Linked DNA regions of Mus musculus: regions 1 and 2 are each linked to region 3. The links are chromatin loops, found by intact Hi-C in ENCODE. Cell type or tissue: left cerebral cortex. All regions are shown on one strand. Links, peaks and the distances in the headings refer to the core of each region. The heading gives the core; the rest is flanking DNA.

What was found. Peaks named below come from ENCODE experiments on the same cell type or tissue, not always from the same donor. Only the 100,000 strongest peaks of a DNase experiment are listed, where the experiment ranks them.
Region 1: it touches region 3 in a loop (2.6-fold over the local background); 9 of 42 quality-filtered maps call a loop at or near these places.
Region 2: a loop joins it to region 3, with 9 times the contacts of the local background. A loop is called at or near these places in 37 of 42 quality-filtered maps.

Annotation. Positions count from the first base shown.
Region 1 is chr13:64,177,862-64,185,649 of GRCm38, forward strand. Habp4 (hyaluronic acid binding protein 4) reads left to right here. Exons shown (of 8, transcript NM_019986.3): 6 at 4,246-4,417; 7 at 6,712-6,897; 8 at 7,412-7,788. The coding sequence ends at 7,468. Among named protein-coding and RNA genes, the nearest start is that of Habp4, 20 kb to the left of the region's middle. In left cerebral cortex, for the core only: CTCF peaks have their summits at 2,624 (motif pointing right) and 3,273 (motif pointing right); a DNase peak (open chromatin) is centred at 3,275.
Region 2 is chr13:64,311,884-64,319,671 of GRCm38, forward strand. It overlaps Gm31128 (a long non-coding RNA gene), which reads right to left. Exons shown (of 3, transcript XR_382570.2): 3 at 4,667-4,772. Prxl2c (peroxiredoxin like 2C) reads right to left here and starts at 827. Exons shown (of 6, transcript NM_025370.3): 1 at 610-827; 2 at 384-452. The coding sequence starts at 801. In left cerebral cortex, for the core only: a CTCF peak has its summit at 3,780 (motif pointing right); DNase peaks (open chromatin) are centred at 2,344 and 3,784; H3K4me3 peaks cover 384 bases; H3K27ac peaks cover 271 bases.
Region 3 is chr13:64,436,153-64,443,940 of GRCm38, forward strand. It overlaps Cdk20 (cyclin-dependent kinase 20), which reads left to right. Exons shown (of 8, transcript NM_053180.2): 3 at 1-154; 4 at 341-462; 5 at 614-676; 6 at 1,237-1,360; 7 at 1,725-1,880; 8 at 2,629-3,569. The coding sequence ends at 2,826. Among named protein-coding and RNA genes, the nearest start is that of Cdk20, 7.5 kb to the left of the region's middle. In left cerebral cortex, for the core only: a CTCF peak has its summit at 3,143 (motif pointing left); a DNase peak (open chromatin) is centred at 3,118; H3K27ac peaks cover 227 bases.

The DNA.
Region 1 (7,788 bases), core at 1,087-6,086, 260 kb before region 3:
TGGATTCTCCAAGACCCTGACAGCACTTCCCCACATCATTGCCACACCTCATGGAAATTCCACAGCTGGGAAGTTGATGGTCTTCCCTTTTCCCATCTCTTCTCCCACCTCTTCCAGTTTTGGGTCATTCCCACTGACCTTCTCAACCCTCAGTTTGTACATGTCTTTTTCCCCAGCTCTGGTCTTCTGGACAGTTGAAGTGTATGCAGTCTCATGTTAAAGTCTCCCCTTAGCCCTACACGGAGCTGTGTTCATTCCTCCATCACTTGTTTCTATAACTCCAGGCCTGCTTTGTGTCGTCATCACCCTCTGAATACTCCCCCCTCACCTCACCAGGCCTAGCGGCCACTTCAACCTAAATCTGTGTTGACTTAAGCTCAGCTCTCTGGCTAACTGCGCTCTGGGTTCCCTCTGCCTTGAGCATCTCCTTCGAAACTCATTAGAGTTTTGCCTCAGGCCTGTTCTCTTTCTCCGTCTTTATGTGATCTTATGTACCCTGCTCTCGAATTGTCATATGTGTGTTTTGACACCAAAATACAGATCTTTGCCTTCATCCTTCAACCCGAGTCCGAGGTCCGAGGTCTGTGTGTCTGTCTCCTGCACACCTACGCCTGCTTCGCCACTGATACCTCATGCTCAGCATGACTGAGCTGCTTGCCTGCTTCCCCACAACCCCCTGGGCCTCAGCAGGTGTCTGTGCTCCGGACCAGCATCAACACTCATCAGCTTCCCCAAGCAGAAACCTCTAAGTCTCCCTTGGAAGTCCAGTTTTCAGTCCTCTCCTACCCCCAATTCAGGCCTTCATTGTGTCCCTAATCATCCCTGTCACCGGCACAGCCTAAACTTCTGACGTCCAGCTGTCACTGCAGCTCCCGAGCCTCTCTCTGCACCAGAGTGGCTGTCATGTGGGCGTTCTGAGTGTCACATTCTCCGACCCCTTCAGACCCCTCCAGTGCCTCATGTTTGACCACTCTCGTGCCTTCTCAGGACTCATTTTGTGGCTCCCTACTTCACGTTTCTGAACACACCTTATCCTCCCCCCCCCTTCCCTGTTTGCTGAATTCTTGCCCTTCACCCTGCTGCTGATTCTCCCTTTCTCCCCCTTCAGCTGCCAGAGCAGACTGAGCCAGTTTGATCCAGTTATTTAATCTGCCCTCATTTGTTAATAGGAATAATCAACTGGAGTTGTGAGGGCTGTGTTTTATGCTCAGCTATGCTCCTATCTACAAATAGGAGAGAGGGAGGGGCCCCCTACATCTCTTACACGAGTGACAGTGACTGACGGTTGTGACAGCTGTGAATTTACTGCTCAAAACAACTAAGAATGTGTTTTTAAAATAGGATTCACAGTTAACGTGCCTATTTAGACTGCGTTAACTAAAGTCACAGACACACTCATTTCTATGAGCTGGGAAAGCGAGTTATGTAGGACTCTTCAGGGAGAATTCTTGTTTCTGTGGCTCTGTCAGACTTTAAAATCACACTAATCTCCCAGCAGCTGTGTCATTGTTGATGGTTTAAGAATTCCGTTTCTTGATACGATCGATGACCTGCCACCCCAGCTCTGGCTGATTGAGTTGACACTGGGGCTTTCCCCATTCCGCCACAGTGGACCTTCACCTCCCAGGCTTAGAACTTGATGGAAGAGCTTAAAGTCCTGTAAGCCAGTGTTTTAGTGAACAACCTGAAATGCATGCTTATTCTTCCAACTTAGCCAATTTACTGGTGTGTCACACCCATCCTTCCCTGTGTTCTGACAGCAGCTGAATTGTTCCTCATCAGTGTTCTGATGTTTGAGGGCACCTGCTACACTGCCCTGTTTTGTCTTTGAGCTTGCCTCTTCCGATCATATAAACGGAATCTTACACAGAAAAGAGAAGACACGTTAGCTTATTTCACTTGCCATATGTCTAAATTTCTGTCATGTTATGGCCTATATTTTAAAATCCCTGTTTTGTTTATCTACTTGTCAGGTGACAGACATGCTAATAGTTTCCAGTTTGAGGCTGCTGTACATAACAGCCACTGTAAACATTCATGTATGTGTTTGATAGGGATGCGCGTTCTCATTTCTCTCAGGTATGAAATTCCTGGATCATATATGAACTCTCAGAAAATTTAATAATTTTTAAAATTTTAGTCTTATGCACATTGGTGATTTGACTGCATGTATGTCTGTATAAGGGTGTTGGATCCCCTGGAACTAGAGTTGCAGACAGCTGTGAGCTGCCATGTGGTTGCTGGGAATTGAACCCAGATCCTCTGGAAGAGCAGCCAGTGTTCTTAACCACTAAGCCATCTCTCTTGTCCCCAGAAAAAAAAAATTTGAGACAAGATCTCTATGTCTTGGAACTTGCTGTGTAGTCAGTCCCAGCTGTCCTGGAGCCTGATGTGTAGACCAGGATGGCACCAAACTCATAGAGATCCACTTGTCTCTGCCTGCCTAGGTCTGAGATTAAAGATGTGAGCCATGACACCCGACTCTGTAAAAAAAATTGAAGACCAGACTGTTCCGTCCCTTCCCCTTCCCCTTCCCCTTCCCCTTCCCCTTCCCCTTCCCCTTTCCCTTCCTTTTTCTATGTATGAGTGCTCTGTCTGCATGTACACTTGCATACCAGAAGAGGGCACCACATCCCAATACAGATGGTTGTGAGCCACCATGTGCTTGCTGGGAATTGAATTTAGGCCCTCTGGAAGAGCAGTCAGTGCTCTTAACCACTGAGCCATCTCTCCGGCCCCCCAGACTGTTTTCTACGTTGATAATCACATCCCCAATACAGTCCCACAAAAGTATAACTTTCTTTTCTGAAGTAGACACTTGGTCCCACCAGCCAAAAAAAAAAAAAAAAAATCTTTGTCAAAACTTGTTAATTGCCTTTAAAGACACTCCCCTTTTCTTTCTTTAAAAATTACATGTATGAATGTTTTGTCTCTCTGTGTGTGTGTGTGTGTGCACCACATGAATGCCTGGTACCTGTGGCACCAGAAAAGAGCAGTAGATTCCTTTGAACCAAATCTACAGCTGCTTGTGAGCCACCAAGTGGATGCTAAGACCCAAACCCAAAGTCTTCAGCAAGAACAGCAAGTGCTCTTAACTGATGAACCATCTCTCCATACCCTGACTGACCTTTTGATACTAGCTGACCATTGGATATGGAATGGTGTAACTCCTCGTGGGTTGCGCCACATTTCTCTGATGATTAACAGAGTGGACATTTGAAAAGCTTTTAACTTGTGTTATCTTGCCTCATGCATGCAATACCTGAAGAAGCCAGAAGAGGGCACAAGATGCTGGGGATTTGGACTAAGGTCTTCCTAATTCCTCCTCTGAGCCATCTCTCCAGCCTGCTTTAAACATTTCGAATTGTTAGCTAGGATGGGGCTAGAACACTTGCTTAGCACATGGGAGTCCCTGAGCTCCACTCTTAGCACTCTCTCTCAATATATAAAAAAAGTCTACAATTAAAACTTCACTTCAGAGGGCTAGAGAGTTGGCTCAGTGGTTAACACTGGCTGCTCTTCCAGAGGACCCCAGTTCAATTCCCAGCACCAACATGGCAGCTCACAACTGTCTGTAACTCCAGTTCCAGGAGATCCAACACCCTTATACAGACAGACATGCAGTCAAATCACCAGTGTACATAAAATAAAATAAATCACTAAACCTCACTTAAAACCATGAGTCAGAGAAGAGGGGAAAACATGAAAACCGTTTCAACAGGTTCTCATGATGAAGTTATCAGACAAATGTAGAAAAAAAAAAGGCGTGATAAGGAAGAGGCTTGGGGCATGGGCCTGGAGAAAGTCTGAAATACCATTTTTTTTTCCTTTTAGAACCAACTAAAGAGATTTATAAAAGTGGGCACTGTGACCCATTCCTTTAAGACTTCTGTCGGTGGTTCCCAATTACCTTGTGTCCACAGCATCTCTTATTTTCTCCCACAGTTCTCATACTGCCCATCTGCCTTCAGGAAGGGTCCATGGTGGTGCAGTGTGATAGAGATGACTGATGACATCATTTCCAGACTGTTGTGAAGCACAGACTGTTCCTGCAGTTGGCAGAAGGCATAGGATGGTAGAGAGAACTCACAAGACGTGACCCCGAGGGCTTGGGGTCACCTTTAACCTTATTTACATTTCCAATACAGTCCCACAAAAGTATAACTTGCTTTTCTGAAGTAGACATTTGGTCCCACCAGCCCCCCCCAAAAAAAATGTCTTTCTTATGATTATGTATCTTTTCAGAGTTCCTGAGTTGGAGGTAGAAGAGGAAAACCAAGTCCAAGAGATGACCTTAGATGAGTGGAAAAACCTTCAAGAACAAACCAGACCAAAGCCTGAGTTCAATATTCGGAAGCCAGAGTCCACAGTTCCTTCCAAGGCAGTGGTGATTCACAAGTCCAGATACAGAGACGATGTAAGCTTGTCTCAGGGGAATCTGTACTGTTGACCTCATGAGGCACATAATAGCCCAGTCTCAGTGGGTGTGGAAATAGGACCTTGCTATTTGGCATTCTTGTTCTCCTCTCCCCACCACCAAAACATTTATTTTGTATTTGAGGAGTACATGTCAAACCTGTGGTTGTCAGGAATAGAGACTTGGTGCCCACTTAGCCATCTTGCTGGCCTGCCGCTTGGCATTCTTGTTTCTGTTCAAGCTTCATCAAGGATGATGGAAAGGACTAGAACTTGGCATGTGCACAGTCAGGTACTACACATTCTCTGGAAGCCTTGAAAGTCTGGTCTCTCAGTGAAAGAGGCACAGAGGAGATGTTTTGAACATTACTGGCTCTGCCTTTTGATGATCAGAATGCAATCCTCTCAGGTCCTTTGGTTTTAGACTTTAGTGTGTCACCTGGTCTGGTATTAAAACTATCCTCCTGCTTCAGCACCCTGAGCTGTGCACCACCATGAGTGCTTATCTTCCAATGGGTCAGTTGATCAGTTGAAGCAATAGCTGGGAACATAAGTTCTGTGATCCCTTTGTACAGTATTTTAATAGCCCTGCTTCCTCTGCCCAGCTCTAGAAACAAAAGAGAAGCCCCTGGCCTGCTGATAGCACGGTCAGACACCATTCCACAACCAGCTGTCCTGAAGGCATTATTAAGGACTTCAGTGTTGTGCAGACCTTATTGTTCTGCATGGTTTCTATACAGCTCTATCCCTGTGTGTGTACACGTGTGCCTGTCACTCTCCACTTTTATTTTCCGAGACAAGATCTCAGTGAACCTGGGCCTCACCAATGCAACTAGACTGGCTAGTGAGCTCCAAGAAGACTGTCTTTGCCTCCCTGGTGCTGCAGCTATAGATGTGCCCTGCCACAGTCAGCTTTTTGATTGAGTGTTGGGCATATAAACTCAAGTCCCTATGCAAGCACGTTACCAACGTGGTTCTGTTTCCAGAGACCAACATCAGACTTTTTACCAGATGCCTGAACCGAGATATTCCAGGGAAAAGCATCAGTCATTTAATTGCATTTGTTTGTTTGTTGCTGAAGTTAAAGGAACTCTGAAGCACCCGGGTGTAGAATGTAAGAATTCCTGTTGTCAGTCACAGCATGAAACCATGCAGATGGCTGTGATGAACAGTCGTCTTCCCTGCTGGATATTACTCCCTGACTTGCAGTCAGAAGTTTGTTAGATTTCTAGCACTGTTGAAAAATGCCTGAGGTCATTTATAGTGAGAAAAGCTTTGGTTCAGCCTCAGGTTGTGTGGCCCAGTGGCTTTGGGCCTGTCACATCAAAAATGCAAACAGATGGCAGAAAACCTTATTTGCTTGCCAGACTGTGGCCCAAAACCAGCCACGTGTCCAAGTGTCTCTATCCAGAACACAGCCTCTATCATGCCTCACCTCTTTACGATTGCACCACCCGCCAAGACCATCACTATGGGTCCTTTGAGATCCACATCATGGCAGTTTCCAGGTGCACTTTGGTCAGTCATGACTGGTGACACAGCATACTCACTGTCCTCTATTTGGTCAGTTCAAAGTCTAAGACACATTACTAACACGTTTTGGGATGTTCCACCAGAGACAGGATAAAGCTTCCTGTGAAACCACTGTGCCATCAGGCTGGGAAACAGGTAAAAATAGAAGCCAGTTCCTCAAACCACATCAGATCCATCTTCCTGGCTCCAGAGATCTATTGGAATATTTGAGGTAACCAAGTTAGCTGAGTCACCGAGCTTCATTAGTTTGGTTTCAATAAAGTGAATGTCTTTATGTTAATCTTCTGGTCATTGCAGAATTTAGCCAGGGATTGTTCTTAAAAAGCATGAGCCAAATCTTTTGTGGTTTTGTTTTTTCAAGACGGGGTATCTCTGTATAGTCCTGCTTGTCCTGGAACTCACTCTGTAGACCAAGCTGGACTCATAAACTCAGAGATTCACCTACCTCAGTCTCCTAAATGTTGGGACTAAAGGCGCGAGCCACCGCATCCAGCAGGACTTACTTCTACCTGAATAGACTAACTAGGATCTGATGCATATATTCCCGGTGCTTGGGACCCTGAGTGCAAGATCGCCAAAGTTTCATGCCAGTCTGAAGTATTGTTTTGCTTGTGTTAGACAGTGTCTTAGTGTTCAGGGCTGGGACACATCCAGGGTCTTCCTAGTCCACAGGGTCACACAGACCACCAGGGCAGCACATTAAAAATGTGCATCTGTGGAGATGGCTGCGCCTGTGCCCGTCTGACCCTATAACTCTTTCAGATGGTGAAGGAGGACTATGAGGATGAGTCTCACGTCTTCCGGAAAGCTGCCAATGACATCACATCCCAGCTGGAGATTAACTTTGGTAACCTCCCTCGCCCTGGTCGGGGAGCCAGAGGCAGCACCCGGGGAGGCCGAGGGAGAATGAGAAGAACAGAGAACTATGGCCCCCGTGCAGAAGTGGTGGTAAGTGGCTGTATTGTAAATCCCTGACGGCTTGCTGAAGGAGAGGGCAACTGCTTTGGGCTACAGTGGTCTGATTTTGTGGTTGCCTCCTAGAGTCTGATCTGGAGCAATTTTGAACAGTGTCACTTTACTGACATAATCACAATTCTCTCAGGCGGGCCACGGGTGTCACATCTGCCTGTCACGCTGAGGCTCATGGCAGAGAGAGCTCTTTCCAGAAAAACCTTGCTTAACACTGGACTTCTATGACTTAAATTCCCCACTTCATGTCTTTACCTAAAACACTAGCTCTCCGTGAGAAGCTGTGTGACTTCATCCTTTGCTTACCTTGGTGGGTACCTCGCATGTAATAAACAGTTACTTTTTTAGGTTTATGAGTATGTACACCAGTGTACTGTCTGTAACTCTAGTTCCAGAGGTTCCAACACCTTCACACAGATGTACACTCGAGACAAAACACCAATGCACAGAAGTAAAGAATAAAGACCTCTCTCTCTCTCTTTTTTTTTTTTAGACCCAAGATGTTGCTCCCAACCCGGATGACCCTGAGGACTTCCCCGCCCTGGCCTAACAGCCACTCCCCTGCAGCAGAGCAGCACTATGAAGAGACTTTCCTTGCCGCGAGAAGAGTCAGACTCTAAGAACAATAGATGTTGCTTTTCCCGTGTCGTGTGAAGTCATTGCACTTTTTTGCTCTGTGGAGTTCCCATGAGGTCAGGCCCTTTCCCCAGATAGAGACTTTTGTAAGGGATAATGTTTAAAATGTGTACATAGATTCTAACAATCCCAGCACAGAAGTACAAAGTAAAGTAAGTTAGAAAATAGAACTGCTGGGCGTGGTGGCGCACGCCTTTAAACCTAGCACTTGGGAGGCAGTGGCAGGCAGATCCC
Region 2 (7,788 bases), core at 1,087-6,086, 120 kb before region 3:
ATCCTGTAAATGTGTGCTGAAAATAGATCTTAGTTTTACAAATGCCCAGTGTCTTCAGTTACAAAGCTCTTCTGGCGACTGAAGAAAAACGCAAAGCTGCACTTTTAATATACGTTACATTTTCCTATAATGGATTACTATTTGGGTTGTAAACACAGTTGCTGTCTGTGTTTTGATTTTTTGCGTTCTTACGCAACATTTTGACACAGGCATTTTTACCAGGTAAAATTATGGTAGTCCGATCCCAAGAGGGCGCAAAAGAGCGCATTAGGACAGAAATAGACCCCCGTGGGTCTCAGCAGCCCCAGAGGATGAAGGAGGGGCCACCCACCCACAGCTCACCCCCACTGCATCGGCCGCTGTTGCTCACTCGGGAAACTTACTCGGAGGACGCTCTTGGGGATTTTGGCCAGATCTTCGACATATTCTTTACAGACGTAACACAAGAAATGCTGAAAGGCAACCATGCAGAAGAGCACGTCAACAAGGTAGCAGCCAGGTTCCAGAAGGTCCGGGCGGTCGGTTCCAGGCGAGGTGCTGCACCCGCCGCGGCCCAGGATCTGGGCGGCCAACGAGAGGCACTTCCCCTCCCGCCCTACCCGTGCTCACCCTCACAAACACCACCACGGCTCGCCGCTCTCGGAACAGCGCTCCGAACGTCACCCGTCTCCCAGACGCGTCCAGCACGGGCAGCTCCGCTACGGCGGCCGCTAGCGGCTGCCCGCGCTCTGTGACCGAGCCAGCCGGGCTCGGGACCCGGCCTGCGCAGCCGCTGACCTGCCGCGTCACCGGCGCGGCCATCGCGGAGGAGGGCGACCGCTCAGGTCAGCCACCGACCGCGGGGGGCGGGGTTAAGGGGGAGGGGCGGGGCTGAGACTGGAAAGGCGGGGTCACGAGGGTGAGGAGGGGACTGGAGGCGGGGCCACGCGGGGCCGACCCTTCGGAGGCGTGGCCACAAGGGACGCTACGGAGCTACAGAAGGAAAACACTCCAAACCGTTCTTCCAGTTTGAATACCAAGGGAGGGGACAGTGCTATGGGAGGTGCGGCTGAGGCACTCCCTCTTTCTACTGCCTACAACACTTTCCAATAAAAATCATATTCTTTACAGTCGTAACACAGGAAATGCTGAAGAAGGACTGGAAAGATAGATCAGGGGTTAACAGCCCTGGCTTATCTGGTAGAGAACCAGGGGGTTCAGTTTCCAGCATCCACATAGCAGCTCACAACTCTAGTCTCAGGGTATCTGATACTCTGGCACCCACAGTAGGCACTGTTCAGAGTGCCTACTGCTCTGAAAGAGGACCCAAGTTAGATTCTCAGTTCCCACATCAAATGTTCATAACTGCCTGTAACTCTTGACACTTTCTTGGGGATTCTGCAGGCATCTGCACTCACACAGAAAGAGTGACAGAGGAATGGAGAGAGAGAGACAGAGGAGGAGTGGGTGGGGAGGAAGAAATTAAAAATAACAGTTCATTAAAATTTTTAGATTAATAGCTGAGGCTGTGGTGGTGCACGCTTTAATTCCAGCACTTGGGAGGCAGAAGCAGGCAGATGGCTGAATTCGAAGCCAGCCTGGTCTACAAGACAGGTCTAGGACAGCCAGGACTACACAGAGAAACCCTGTCTCAAAAAAAAAAAAAATAACAAATAAAACTTAAATTACATTTTATTTATTTTGTGTGTGTGTGTGTTGTCTCTTTGTGGGTATATACAAGTTCCTCTTGTGTGTGGAAGTCGAAGGACTTTTGGAAGTTGGCTCTCTGCTTCCATCGTGTGGATCCCAAATATTGAACTCATGGCAAGTGCATTTATCTACAGTGCCATCTCCCAGGCCCAGCACCTGGCATTTGTAATCACCGCCTTACATTTCCCATTCTGTATTCCCTTTTCCCAGAGAAGCCACTTCAGCTGGTTGTGGGTCTTTACCCGATACAGTGACCAAACTCATTTCCATTGTCTTTAAACATTCTATGGGACAGCCTGTTTTCCAGACACTTCCTTAGTCCCCTGTTCTCCTCAGTAATCAGGACCAGTCATTGTAGGCAGAGCAGTAAGTCCCTTCTATGCCTGTTTCTTCAAAGGAGACCACAGAAACAAATAAAGCACGCACAAAGAGTGCATACAAGAAAGAATTCCTAACACAGTTAAGGCTTCTATCCTGTAGGTGGGTTCTATTTGAGTCAACCTTTGATCTCGGTAACAAATTTTGCATTTTTACTTCAGTCAGCTCTGTATTCCTCTGTCTAAGAATTTGTATTGTACTTACTGTATGTGCGCATGTGGGCACATTGTGACACTACCTGTGTAGAGATCAGAGGACAACTTGTGGGAGTCAGTTCTGTCCTTCCATCACGTGGGGCACAAGAGATTGCATCCAGGTTGTCAGGCTTGGCAGTAGGTAAGCAGAGCTATGTCCTGACCCAGTTTCTTTCTAATAAACAAAGCACTTTAACTGTAGAATGTAGGGATAATCTCATGTACTCTGTGGAAGTATCACTTGTCAATAAAAAGCTGAGGCATGATTAGAAGATGGGACATCTGACAGAGAGAGAGGAACTCTGGGGAAGAGTTAAGTGTAAGAGATTCACTACGTGGACTCGGAGGAAGTCAGACGTATAAAGCTGAGGAGAGGTAACGAGCCAGGTGACAGACATAGGATAATATAAACTGGATAACTGAGCTATGAGCTTAAGGCCTAGGCATTTAAAAATAAATGATAATCATCTGAGCTGTTATTCTGGAACTAGGGTTCGGGTGGAAAAGAACACAGTAATAGTAGAAACTGTCTGGACTCTGGGTGCTGTCCTTGTTGCACTAACTCTGAAGGAGACATTGACCTGTGTGTTGTTCTCTATAACCCCAAATCATGAAGTCTTCCCAAAGATAGCTGACATGTTAGGACAAAACAAAATCACAACTTACTGTTCAGAAGTCAGATAAAATATTATATGGGTTTATGTGAATTAATCCAGCATGGTGGAAAATGTGATGGATCAGAATTTGTTGGGGGTGTTTTCATGCACTGTGTATTCATGTGCACTTGATTCATGTGCACTGTGATTCATGTGCATTGTACTCATGTGCACTGTGTATTCATGTGCTGATTTCTGTACCCAGAGATCTGACTGCAGTCTAGACTTTGGAATGACTCAGTATTTTGTAAAACATTGTTCTCTATCAACTCCTGATTGGTTAAATAAAGAGCTGACTAGCCTATAGCTGGGAAGGAGAGAGAGAGGATAAGGTGGGATTTCTGTGCCTGGACAAAGAGAGAGAGGGGGTCTCAGGTAGAAGGTGGAGAGTTCTATCAGGACATGAATGAAGACAGAGAATTGGAGTAAGATGGCAGGTAACAGGCTATGTGGCTCAGAAGTAGGTCAGGCCAGCATAGTCAGGTTAGAATAGCTTGAAATCTGCCCAAGTTAGTGCCTGAAGATTTTCCTAAATATGCCACGTCTCTGTGTCATTACTCCAAACAAAGGAGGGCATAAAAAACTGTACTTTTGCAAGAATTCTTGTTCTGTTTCACATACCAGAGTGGCTCACTTAATGAAAAGATAGCAGTCAACATGGTATGAAGAACCAGCTTTTTACACACAACTGCCAGGTGCAATATTTTACAAAGAGGCTGGCGAGATGTCTGAGCTGATAAAGACCCAAATGGGAGGAGAAAACCAACTTCCAGAAGTTGTCCTCTGACCTTTACACATGTGTGTGAGAATAGAATGTTTTACAGAGAACTTTGTTGGTGTTACTAGAGATAAGGCCACTAGAGGGCACTGTTTACATATAAGTGGAAAACTTATAACCGCACATTTATTTGTTTGGTTACATTTTGGTGGGACCAGGGTAGCTCCTCTACTGCTTTGCACCCATTCAAACGAGTTCCTTTCTACATTTCTGGTATCCAGATAGGCCAGAGATCCCTAGAATTTATGGACTCTAGTCTTGTCACCCCTGACATCATTTCCTGTTTTCCTTGAAGCTGACCTCTGACCATACTGAAATCCTGCACTTGCCTAATTTCACCTGCTTGCTCCTCCTCAGAGCCTTTGACACATGGCCTCTCTTCTGGGAAGGTACTGACCAGGTGCTGATGTCATTCTCCTTAAGTCTTGGTTCAGTTATTCCTCAGTGAATAACTGTATAATTTACTAATGCATTTCTTTCTTTCTTCCTTCCTTTCTTTCTTTCTTTCTTCTTCCTTTCTTCCTTCTTTCTTTCTTCCTTTCTTTCTTTCTTTCTTTCTTTCTTTCTTTCTTTCTTTCTTTCTTTCTTTCTTTCTTTCTTTCTTTCTTTCTTTCTTTCTTTCTTTCTTTCTTTCTTTCTTTCTCTCTCTCTCTCTCTTTTTTCTAGACAGGGTTTCTCTGTATAGCCCTGGCTGTCCTGGAACTCACCCTGTAGACCAGGCTCGCCTCCAACTCAGAAATTCACCTGCCTCTGCCTCCCAAGTACTGGGATTAAAGGCGTGTGCCACCACTGCCCAACTGCATTTCACTTTTTAAAAATTTTTTAAATATTCATTTTATTTATATGAGTACACTCTAGCTATCTTCAGACACACCAGAAGAGGGTATCCAATCCCATTACAAATGGTTGTGAGCCACCATGTGGTTGCTAGGAATTGAACTCAGGACCTCTGGAAGAGTCAGTCAGTGCTCTTTACCACTGAGCCATCTCTTCAGCTCTTACCATTTCTGTCTCCGGTAAAATATGACACCTTTCTGAGGGGATCTATTTCAGTCACTGCTCTGCCTTCCACTGCACCTAAAATACAAGTTGGTACATAATGGGCATCACTGGGCTCTTGTTAAACAAATGGCAAGACAAACCAATACCACATTCCACCCTTTCCACTTAGGAATCGAGGTTAGAGATTGTGTTGGGACAATGAATCACAAGGGACAAAGTGATCTACAGAACAGACTTGATATCCATGTTTTACTTTATTTGCTATGTGTGTGCACATGTGAAGTCAATCCTGGGTGTTATTTCCCAGGAGTGATCTACCTTGTTTTTCGAAACAAGGTTTCTCTCTCTCTCTCTCTTTCTGAGATCTGGAACTCACCAGGAAGGCTACATTGGCCAGCTAGCAAGCCCCAAGCACTGAGATTATATGTACCTATCTTCTTAGGAAGGTTCTAGGGATTAAACTCGAGTCTTCATGCTAGTATGGCAAGCTCTTTATCAACTGAACTATCTCCCAAACTCCTGAAAGAAAATTTTATAAAGAATATATTCTCAGGGCTGAGAGATGCCTCAGTGGTTAAGAGCACATTGACTGCTCTTCCAGAGGTCCTGAGTTCAATTCCCAGCAACCACTTGGTGGCTCACAACTATCTGTAATTGGATCTGATGTGTGTATGAAGCCAGCTACAGTGTACTTTTTTATATAAAATAATTCTTTTTTTTTTTTAATTTGGTTTTTCGAGACAGGGTTTCTCTGTATAGCCCTGGCTGTCCTGGAACTCACTTTGTAGACCAGGCTGGCCTCGAACTCAGAAATCCGCCTGCCTCTGCCTCCCGAGTGCTGGGATTAAAGGCATGCGCCACCACATCCGGCTAAATAATTCTTTTTTTAAAAAAATATATTCTCTAGGGGCTGGAGATACAGCTCAATTGATAAAGTGGTATTACATAAGACCAGGTGTGGTGGTGCATATCTGTAATCCCAACACTTGAAAGCAGGAGGATCCTTCCTGAATTATAGGCCAGAAAGTTCAAGGCAGATTGGGACTATACACAAAAATGCTATCATCTCCAGCCACCAAACCAAAATAAAAACAGAATCTGCATAGCTTTAAACTTTTTAATATTTGATTTTTTAAGGTTTATTATTTATATGAGTACACCATAGATGTCATCAGATACACCAGAAGACCGTGTCAGATCCCATTATAGATGGTTGTGAGCCACCATGTGGTTTCTGGGAATTGAACTCAGGACCTCTGGAAGAGCAGTCAGTGCTCTTAACCTCTGAGCCATCTCTCCAGCCCCCAACTGTTTTGTTTGTTTGTTTTTTGTTTTGTTTGTTTTGTTTTGTTTTGAGATAGAGTCTCTCTTTGTAGTACTGGCCATCCTTGTCTACTTGCTATGTAGACCAGGCTGGCTTTGAACTCAGACATCCATCTGCCTTCATGCTGGGATTAAAAACATGCACCATTATGCCTGGTTCAAGATTTATTTGTGTATAAGGTTTTGTTTGTTTGTTTGTTTGTTTGTTTGTTTTTGCCTGTGTGTGTATGTCTGTGCGCTACATGCATGGCTGGTGCCCTTGGAGGTCAAACGCGGGTATCATATGCTCTGGAACTGGAGTTATGGAGTTGTGAGCCACCATGTGAGAGCTAGAAGTTGAATTCTAGCTCTTTTCAAGAACAAGTGCTCTTCACCGCTGAGCCATCGCTCTAGTCCCAAGGATAATTTTTTAAATTAATTAATCACTTTGTGCAGAGGGTCAGAGTATGTACCATGTCATTCACATGGAGGGTTGCTGTCCTTCTTCAGGAGAGTCTCAAGGGCTGAACTGGCAAGTGCTTTAGCCCACTGAGCCATTTCCCTAATCCCTGTGTAGCTTTCAACAGGTTAAAAGAGTGGTTTCCACTTGGCTCACTTCTCAAGAGAAATCTTCTTCCAGTTGAGGGTTCATTAACACCCTGTGGTGTGGGGAGCAGCCAAGTGGAGGAGGCACCTTGCCAGATGGCTGAGCAAGCTTCCGGAAGGCCGGCCTCTGGCTTTGCTCTAGTCTCTAAGTACATTTAGACCAGCAATTATCAACTTGTGGGAAGTAACCCTTTGGGGGCAAAATGACCCTTTCACAGGGGTCACCTAAGATCACTGAAGAACATAGACATTTATAGTACAATTCAAAACGGTAGCAAAATTAGTTATGAAGTAGCAATGAAAAAAGTTTTATGGTTGGGGGTCACCACAGATGGGGAACTGTACTAAAGGGTGGCAACATTAGGAAGGGTGAGAAGCACTGCTTTAGACCCTCAGGCTTGGAGCCAAGGGAATGTAAGACAGAGAGAAACCATTTCTTCTCTGTTCCCTCTCTGACCCACTGAGACCAATCTAATGTTAAGCAGGCAGGGAGGACTTTACATTGTAATGTGTAAGGTTACATATTTGTTTACTTTTTTGCATAGGTATGGATATGTATGCCCCTGTCACAGTGCATGTGTGAAGGTCAAGATGACAACTGGGGGGAGTCTTTGTCTCCTTCCACCATCTGGCAATTGGGCATTTTACTCAGTCGTTGAGTTTGCATAGTAGGCCTTCACCGGCAAAGCCATCTTGTCAGCTCGCATATAAATTCTTACACTACATTCGTATGTGAAAGCCACACTATCTTGCATTGGCCTAAAGCATTCATCTGAATGCTTCCGTGTTCCCCAGGAAACCCTGCCCAATCCCCACAATCCAAATCTAGGCGCTCACTACCTCTGCAAAGGCTGGACATGTTACTTGGGTGCTTGGATCCAAAACAATCATAAACATTTTAGTTCCTGTCCAACCCAGAATATCCATGTTAGTGCTAATGGCCATTCGGTTCCCTCTAGGTACAGGGATTTGGTTTGGTTTGGTTTTTTGAGAAAGGGTCTCTTTGTGTAACAGAGACCTGGCTGTCCTGGACTCAATTTGTAGATCAGGCTGGCCGCAAACTCAGAGAGATCCACTTGCCTCTGCCTTCTAAGTGCTGGAATTGAAGGTTTGCGTCACCACACCCAGCTGAAATTTGTATTTTTAAAGAAGCTGTGGTTGGCTATAAGAAAGTGCTATGAGC
Region 3 (7,788 bases), core at 854-5,853:
GGGCTTTGTGCTGGCTTTCGAATTTATGCTGTCGGACCTGGCAGAGGTGGTGCGCCATGCCCAGAGGCCCCTGGCCCCAGCACAAGTCAAGAGCTACCTGCAGATGCTGCTCAAAGGTGTTGCGTTTTGCCATGCCAACAACATTGTGCATCGGGTTAGTACCAGTATGGGCTTTGTTGGGCCGGGGTGAGCTAGTCCTTGAAGAGGGTGCAGTCAGAGGGTCTTGAAGTAAGCAGCCAGAGGTATGGCTCTAAAGGAAATGGGGGCCTGGCTGCCTATCCCCCTGTCCCGAAGCCCTGACTAGGTACAGGGGACTGATGCTTCTTTTTTGTATGCACAGGACCTGAAGCCTGCTAACCTGCTCATCAGTGCCTCAGGCCAGCTCAAGATAGCTGACTTTGGCCTGGCCCGGGTCTTCTCTCCGGATGGTGGTCGCCTCTACACACATCAGGTGGCCACCAGGTAGTGGGGCTCTATCCCTGCCAGCCCTCTCACTGGGGAAGAGATACGTCTGCACCTTCTGTCCAGGCATGGGCTGTGGGCCTGGGATGTAGCTTCTTATCAGACCAGCACAATCCAGCTGTGATCTCAACCCCTTTTTCCCCTCCCCCAGGTGGTACCGAGCTCCTGAACTCCTGTATGGCGCTCGGCAGTATGACCAGGGCGTTGACCTATGGTGAGATACTTGGGGCAGGTGAGGGTCATGTGGGCTGTGGGGATGTTCTGTCTGGTTAGAGAGTAGTCTGAGCAGCTTTGGATCTGTGTTCTTCACGCTGATGTTTCTGAGTTGGTGTGGGGAGGGTTAGGAGGCTAGTCTCAGGTGAGAGGCTTCTGGGAATGGGGTAAGGTAGTCTGGGGTACAAGGCATGTAGTATGTTTTGTCATCTGAATTGAGGATGAGATAGTTGTGAGCTAAAGTGAAGCTTGGGTCCCTAGGTATGAGGGTTCAGCATTTTGGGGGACTAGGGAGATAGTTTGTGGTGTTCAGAGGTCTGAGATTTGGGTTATTTTGCATTTATGCCCCGCCCCCAAATCGAGGAGGAGCTGGGTAGCCCAGACATGAGGCTCTAAGAGTCCTGGAGCTGCAGGACTCTGTTCTAGATATCTGTGGAGGAATGATACATGGCTGCCCTGGGAACCTCTGGACCTTGATCCTGATGTGAGGTGTTAAAGCTCGTGTGAGTAGCTTGATCACTCACGTGTGACATCTCCCACCGCTTAGCTCTGTATCCACAGGGCTGTGGGCTGCATCATGGGAGAGCTGTTGAATGGGTCCCCCCTGTTCCCGGGCGAAAACGACATTGAACAACTGTGCTGTGTGCTTCGCATCCTGGGTACCCCGAGTCCTCGAGTCTGGCCGGTTAGTAGCAACCATTGTTGCTGGGGAGGGGCCACACTTGCTCTGTTCCCCAGTAGGAACTGGCTTCTCCCTATGTAGGTGTCTTGGGCCCCACTCCCTCTTGACCAATGAAGACCAAAGTCTTGGCGCTGCAGGAGGGACAGGTTTTATCTGGTCTCAGTAAGCTGGGCAAGGAGCAGGCCTTAGAGAGTGGGGGGAGCTGAAGGAGAGAGCCATTGTGGGTGGTGATGGACTCTGGGCTGAATGAAGAACAGAATGAACACCTGATCAGGTGGGAGAGCTGGATCAGGTGTGGTGGGAGAGCCTGATAAGGGGTGGTGGGCGGGGCTGCTCTCATTGCCTTTTTTTTCTCCTCTGGGCTCAGGAGATCACAGAGCTGCCTGACTACAACAAGATCTCCTTCAAGGAGCAGGCACCAGTGCCCCTGGAGGAGGTGCTGCCTGATGCCTCTCCCCAGGCCTTGGACCTGCTGGGCCAGTTCCTCCTCTACCCTCCACGACAGCGTATTGCAGCCTCCCAGGTAGGGTTAAAGGTTGACCCTTGACCCTGCCAAGCCAGAGACGCTTAGAACCCGCGTAGGGTGGAACCCTTGGAGGTGGGGTTTTGATGGAGTGTTCTCCAGGAGGCTTCGGGAGAGAAGTCAGTGACCCCTGCCCTCTGTCCAGCCCCTCCCCCTTGTCAGTGGGTCTTGCCTGCAGTTGCAGGTGTGAGTGTTGTCTCTTTCTCACCCTGACTGCTCTTGCTGTGTTCCTAGCCCTCCTGTGTTTGCTCCTCTCAAGCCCTAGGCTTTCCTTTGGGCTTGTGCTCCTGGGACCCAGCTCTTCAAAGCCTGCAGCATCTCTCTAGTCCTCCTCAGCCTTTCCACCCAGCTTTATTATATGGTTTGTCCTGGGAGACACGAACGAGTGTCTGTTCACTGCAGAAAGGACACTGATAACAAATCTGACCTGAGTCGGGCTTTAGTATTAGGTACTTCCTGGGACTTGTGTGTTTTCAAGGAGCCTCCTGCCCAGAGGGAATGTTTCAATTGGGAAGGAATAGCTAGCTACACCACAAGCTCTCTTTGTTGCCGGGGACATACTGTGCATTTTGCCCCTTTCTCTGGTTTATGTCTCCCACCCCTTCCTCTGTTGGCAAGAATTTTTGGCTCACTGAAATGTTCCCAGCTGTTGGGACAGTGCTCCAGACATAGGCACGTCGGCAAGGTTTGCTGAGTCAGTTGAATGATTTTGGGGATACATAATGACTGGATTTCTTGCTACCCCCAGGCCCTTCTGCATCAGTACTTCTTCACAGCGCCTCTGCCTGCCCATCCATCCGAGCTGCCAATTCCTCAGCGCCCAGGGGGACCTGCACCCAAGGCTCACCCAGGGCCCCCCCATGTCCACGACTTCCATGTGGATCGACCTCTTGAGGAGTCACTGTTGAACCCAGAACTGATTCGGCCCTTCATCCCAGAGGGGTGAGATGCTGGTCCAGGCCTTCCTGCTCGCCCTAGGAGCACCTCTTTCTGATTTGCCTCCATGGCCTCCCCACGGCTATATATACCACACCTGGTCCTGCTCCTTAGTGTGCTTGAGGGCTGGGCTCTGGGAGGCAGAACCGTGAGATGTTCATCCCAGCAGAGAAAGAGACTCACGTCCTACAGACAAAGCCTCCAGAAACTGCTAGCTGTGTCCTTCTCCAGGGCCACCCCTCAGTGGTGCCACCCGGCCTTAGAGATGATTGTCAGGCTCTGTCCCCTCTTCAAGGACATTGGTACTACAGCACCACCTGGTGGAAGCACAGAGTATAAGCTGTCTTCATACCGGGGACACAGCTGGGAAGTCAGACATGTTTTAGTTTTGGTTCCACTGGGTCAGGATTTGAGGTTCATATAAAAGCCCTGGGTGTTTCTGTCTAATTGCACCTTGTCTGTTGCTGTTAGGGAAAGGACAATGGTGGGCCTTGATTCACAGGGGTCAGGTACTCAGAAGAGGCCTCCTGTGAAGGCCATTTGGGTCCTCAGGCTTCCCATGCTATTCACGGGACTTGAGTGCTCATTTGGGAGCGAGAGTCCAGAAGCTGAGGCCCAGGGATGGACAGTCCAGTTCCCGAAGCACACTTCCCACATGTCGGGTGGGTCAGTCAGTGAGCCTGAGGCTGCCTTGCAGATGCGGAAGCAGACATTCCTGGAATCCACTCAGTAAATAAATTCCAGTGTGACTCAGCCAGCTTGTGTTTTATTTCATAGGGATATATTAAGATGAGTCTAAAACAGTGACTCTCTACCTCCCAATGCTGCAACCCTTTAGTTCTTCATGTTGTGGTGACCCCCTGCCCCAACCATAAAATTATTTTTGTCATACTGCATTAACTGTAATTTTGCTACTGTTATGAATTATAATGTAAATATCTCACATGTGATTCCCAAGGGGGTCAAGACCCACAGGATGAGAACCACTGGTCTAGATCCTGCGATGTCGAGGAGGGGGGAGCAGAGAGAAGATGATAAAAGGACTTGTGTGTTGGCCATTCAGATTTACTGCAGGGTTATATAACAACTAAGACAGGATATCGTTTCAGGGATGGATTAGATAGGATCTTAACTATCCATTATTCAGATACATAACAAAATCTGGTAGTGGTTGTGGTGTATGCCTGTAACCCCACTCAGGGGTCTGAGGTGGGAGGGTTCCTAAGAGTAGAAGGCCATGCTAGGCTACAGTGCAAGATCCTGTCTCAAAAAAATGCATATATGTGTGTATATGTGTATATATGCATATGTATGTACATGTGCATGCATGTATATAATATACACACATAGGAGAGATGTCATATTTTTAAAATGTTTGTTGTAGGCCTGACATGAATTGGTTGTTCTGTGAGTCCTGGCAGCACAGAGGTGACTAACAGGGCTGGCTCCTGGCCTGAATGCCTACAAGGAAGAGCGCAGATGCTGTTTTCAGGATTATGATGCCTTCATAATCCGACCTCTGTTTATTTCTCTGGTCACATCTTTGCAAATTCTAAGGACAGTTGAGCTCCATTGACTTCTTGTAGCTCTTACGTACACACAGGTGGTAGCTTGTGTCTGGACTCTGTTTGGAAATAGTTAAAGGTACAGGCTAATAAAAAGGTAGCCCATTTGGTGATTTCTAAACCGATGCCTTCAGTGACCTCTGCAAAACCTTTCTCTTCTTCTTTTAAAAAGACTTCTGTGATAACCAGGCACACAGGAAACAGTGAAAGGAACAGAAAACATCTGTGGGTTTCCAGATGGTGGACTCACTAGAGACGGTGCAGTAACCACACGTCTTGGTACTTTGTAAAGTGATAAGGTAGAATAGAGTAGGCACAGTTGAAAACCATGTAATACCTGTAACAAAGCACAAATATACAGCATATAGTAGAATGGTTTTACACTCCCTCAACCCCTGTCTGGCTTGATCTTTTCAAGATGAGAAGATAAGGTCGGCTTTGAACTCCCTTTGTGGCAGAGATGATCTTGATATCTTGTCTCCATCTTTCCAGTGCTGGGTCACAAGCCTGTATCACCATCCTCAGCTCATAGTAATTTAAATGCTAAGAGTAAATGTTCTAGCTGGAACAAAGGTGGCTACTTGTATTAAAAAGGAACTGAAACAGGTATTTTCCAGAGTGGAATTATAAATATCAAACTTCTACAAGTAACAGGATAAAAAAATGTGGTATAGTTTGATATCAAAGCAGACAAAGGCAATTGCTGGGGATAATAAACTCTAATGACTTGGCAAAAGTTTCTACCCGTATGCATACAATATAGATTGCCCCGCTTTTGACACAGTCTTGTGTAGCTGAGGGTAGCCTTAAACTCACTATATAGGCCAGGATGACCTTGAACTCATCCTTCTGCTACCCATCATGTGCTGAGATTGTAGGTGTGAGCCACTGATTCTGGAGTCTTCAGTGCTGGGATTGTGTGTGCTGGACAGGTACTCTGCAAGAGCTATAGTCCCATCCTCTTTTCTAAGACTGGTCTTGATATCTAGACCATGTTTCCTGGAGCTCATGTTTCTCCGTCTCTGACATAGCTAGGTTTACAGGTCGATGCCACTATATCCAACTTCAGGTCTTAGGACAGATGTGAGTAGTGAGAGAGCTAAGAATAGACAAATGCAGGAGAATCCAGAGTCATTCTGCAGGGTTCTGGAAGCAGTTCCCAGTGGACACTGATGGAGGGCTGTGTTTTATTGCAGTGCCAAAATACTTGGTGGGTTTAATAAAGTGGGACTTAATGATATTTCTTTGTATGCTGCCATTTGTATTGAGTTACGGTATTTCACAGGCTACATTTTGTCTCCAGAAGGGAGCCAAATTTGAGGAATTTGCAGAGATTGCGCCCCCAAGTCCTCACCCAGCACTGGGAAGTCTGTAACTAGTAACAAAATGTGCACGGCCCTAGTTTATCAGGAGGCTTCATCCAGGTAAAGGATTTGACTGTGACCTGGTTCCTGGTCTCTCTTCATTATTAACCTAGGCACTAGCCTAGGATAAGATTCCAAAGCTACCTTCTGTCTTTTCAGTCCTGGACATGACACCCCTTTCATTTTCAAATTGTTTCCTTCTAGAAGCCTGACTCCCACCTCCATCACTCATCAGGTGGATCTGGTCCATCCCAGACTCCTGAGAGAATCTCAGCCCATCCTCAGCAGAAGATGGTCAGAGGGCTCTGCTGGGGATTAAGGAAGCTCTCCAGAGGAGTGTTTCTCTGAATGGAACTTGAGAGAGGCAGCATTTTTCTGTTGGGTTTGAAGGGTATGGAGGGACTGGAAGAGTGGGTGCCCTTCTTTGACAGGAGCAAGCCTGATGGCTTCCGGGGTAAATCAGACTTATACAGAGGAGAATAAAATCGAAAAGAGAAAGAAAGAAAGAAAGAAAGAAAGAAAGAAAGAAAGAAAGAAAGAAAGAAAGGAAAGAAAGAAAGAAAGAAAGAAAGAAAGAAAGAAAGGAAAGAAAGAAAGAAAGAAAGAAAGAAAGAAAGGAAAGAAAGAGAGAAAGAAAGGAAAGAAAGGAAAGAAAGAAAGAAAGAAAGAAAGAAAGAAAGAAAAGCAAGCACAAATGACTTTATGTGTTTATGAGTGGCAGGAACTTTTTACAGTGGAGCAGGTTGCAGTATTAACAAGGGTCTGCATGGGGTAGAAAGAGAGGGAGGAGGAAGAGGAGGAGGAGGAGGAGGAGGAGGAGGAGGAGGGAGAGAGAGGAAGGGAGGGAACACTAGCTGACTCTAGGTTTTTCCAGCTGACCTCTGATTTTTTCCTCTGGTCACTTAGAAATAGTGTCTGCCTGATCTTCTCTTCCTTCTCTGGAGCAGAGAGGCTTCATACAGTCATACAGGTGACAGATCGCCTCTGACCCCTGGCCTCCACCACTGTTGGGTGACACTATTTTGGGGAATATAAGAACACATATCTAGCTGGGTGTGGTGGCACACGCCTTTAATCCCAGCACTCAGGAGGCAGAGGCGGCGGATTTCTGAGTTTGAGGCCAGCCTGGTCTACAAAGTGAGTTCCAGGACAACCAGGGCTACACAGAGAAACCCTGTCTCGAAAAACAAAAAACAAACAAACAAAAAACACATATCACAGACCAAGGTACAAATATCACCAATATCCAACCTGGCAAAACAGCTTTATTTGGGTTACTTATAGAAGCAGAAGTAACTCAGCTGATGAAAGCTGGAAACCTAGAGAGAGCACTGTACAACCTTCAGGCAGCTCAGCTTACCTGATAATGACCCTTAGCAGTACTTATAGTTGATATAAGCTGGGGACAGGGGATGCCTAGTAAATCTGGTGGGTTTTAGGGACTTCCTGAAGCCTTTGAGTTGTTTACTTCTTGAGTGTAATAAATTCTTTGCAGGATCCAATGCTTTATCTCCTCATGGATCATCTACAAGCCTTCCTTCAAGATGGAGTCAGAAAATGTGGGCAGTAGGTGGCACTGTTGGCTTGTGTAATATGATCCACAGTGCATGCTCTAGAGTACCTTGGGAGAAGGGAAAAAGAGGAAAGGAAAACAGGAATTTCCTCTGAATCCCAAAAGGCCCAGAAGATAGGCAGTCACTCTTAGTGCACCAAATCATGTGACTCTGACAGGCACAGCCTGAGCAGGACAGATTCCACCCCACCAGGCTGCCATTTCCTCAGAGACCATCAAAGGGGCTATCACCTCCAGGTTAGGCTAGAGAACAGTCCCCACGATGAGGGGCCTTGTCAGAACCTGATCAGCCCAGAGCAGTGGAGCTGATTGCTGGAAGGGGTTGAGGCGAGGGACAGTAGGGTAAAACGGGTGGGGAGGGTGGGAGGCACGGGGAGGGCTTGTGAAAAAAGACCTTGGTGCTGATATTTATGCTCCTTTTGGCATCTTAAGGTGAAAATATGAGCAAATCGTTACTGTGTCTCCTCTAG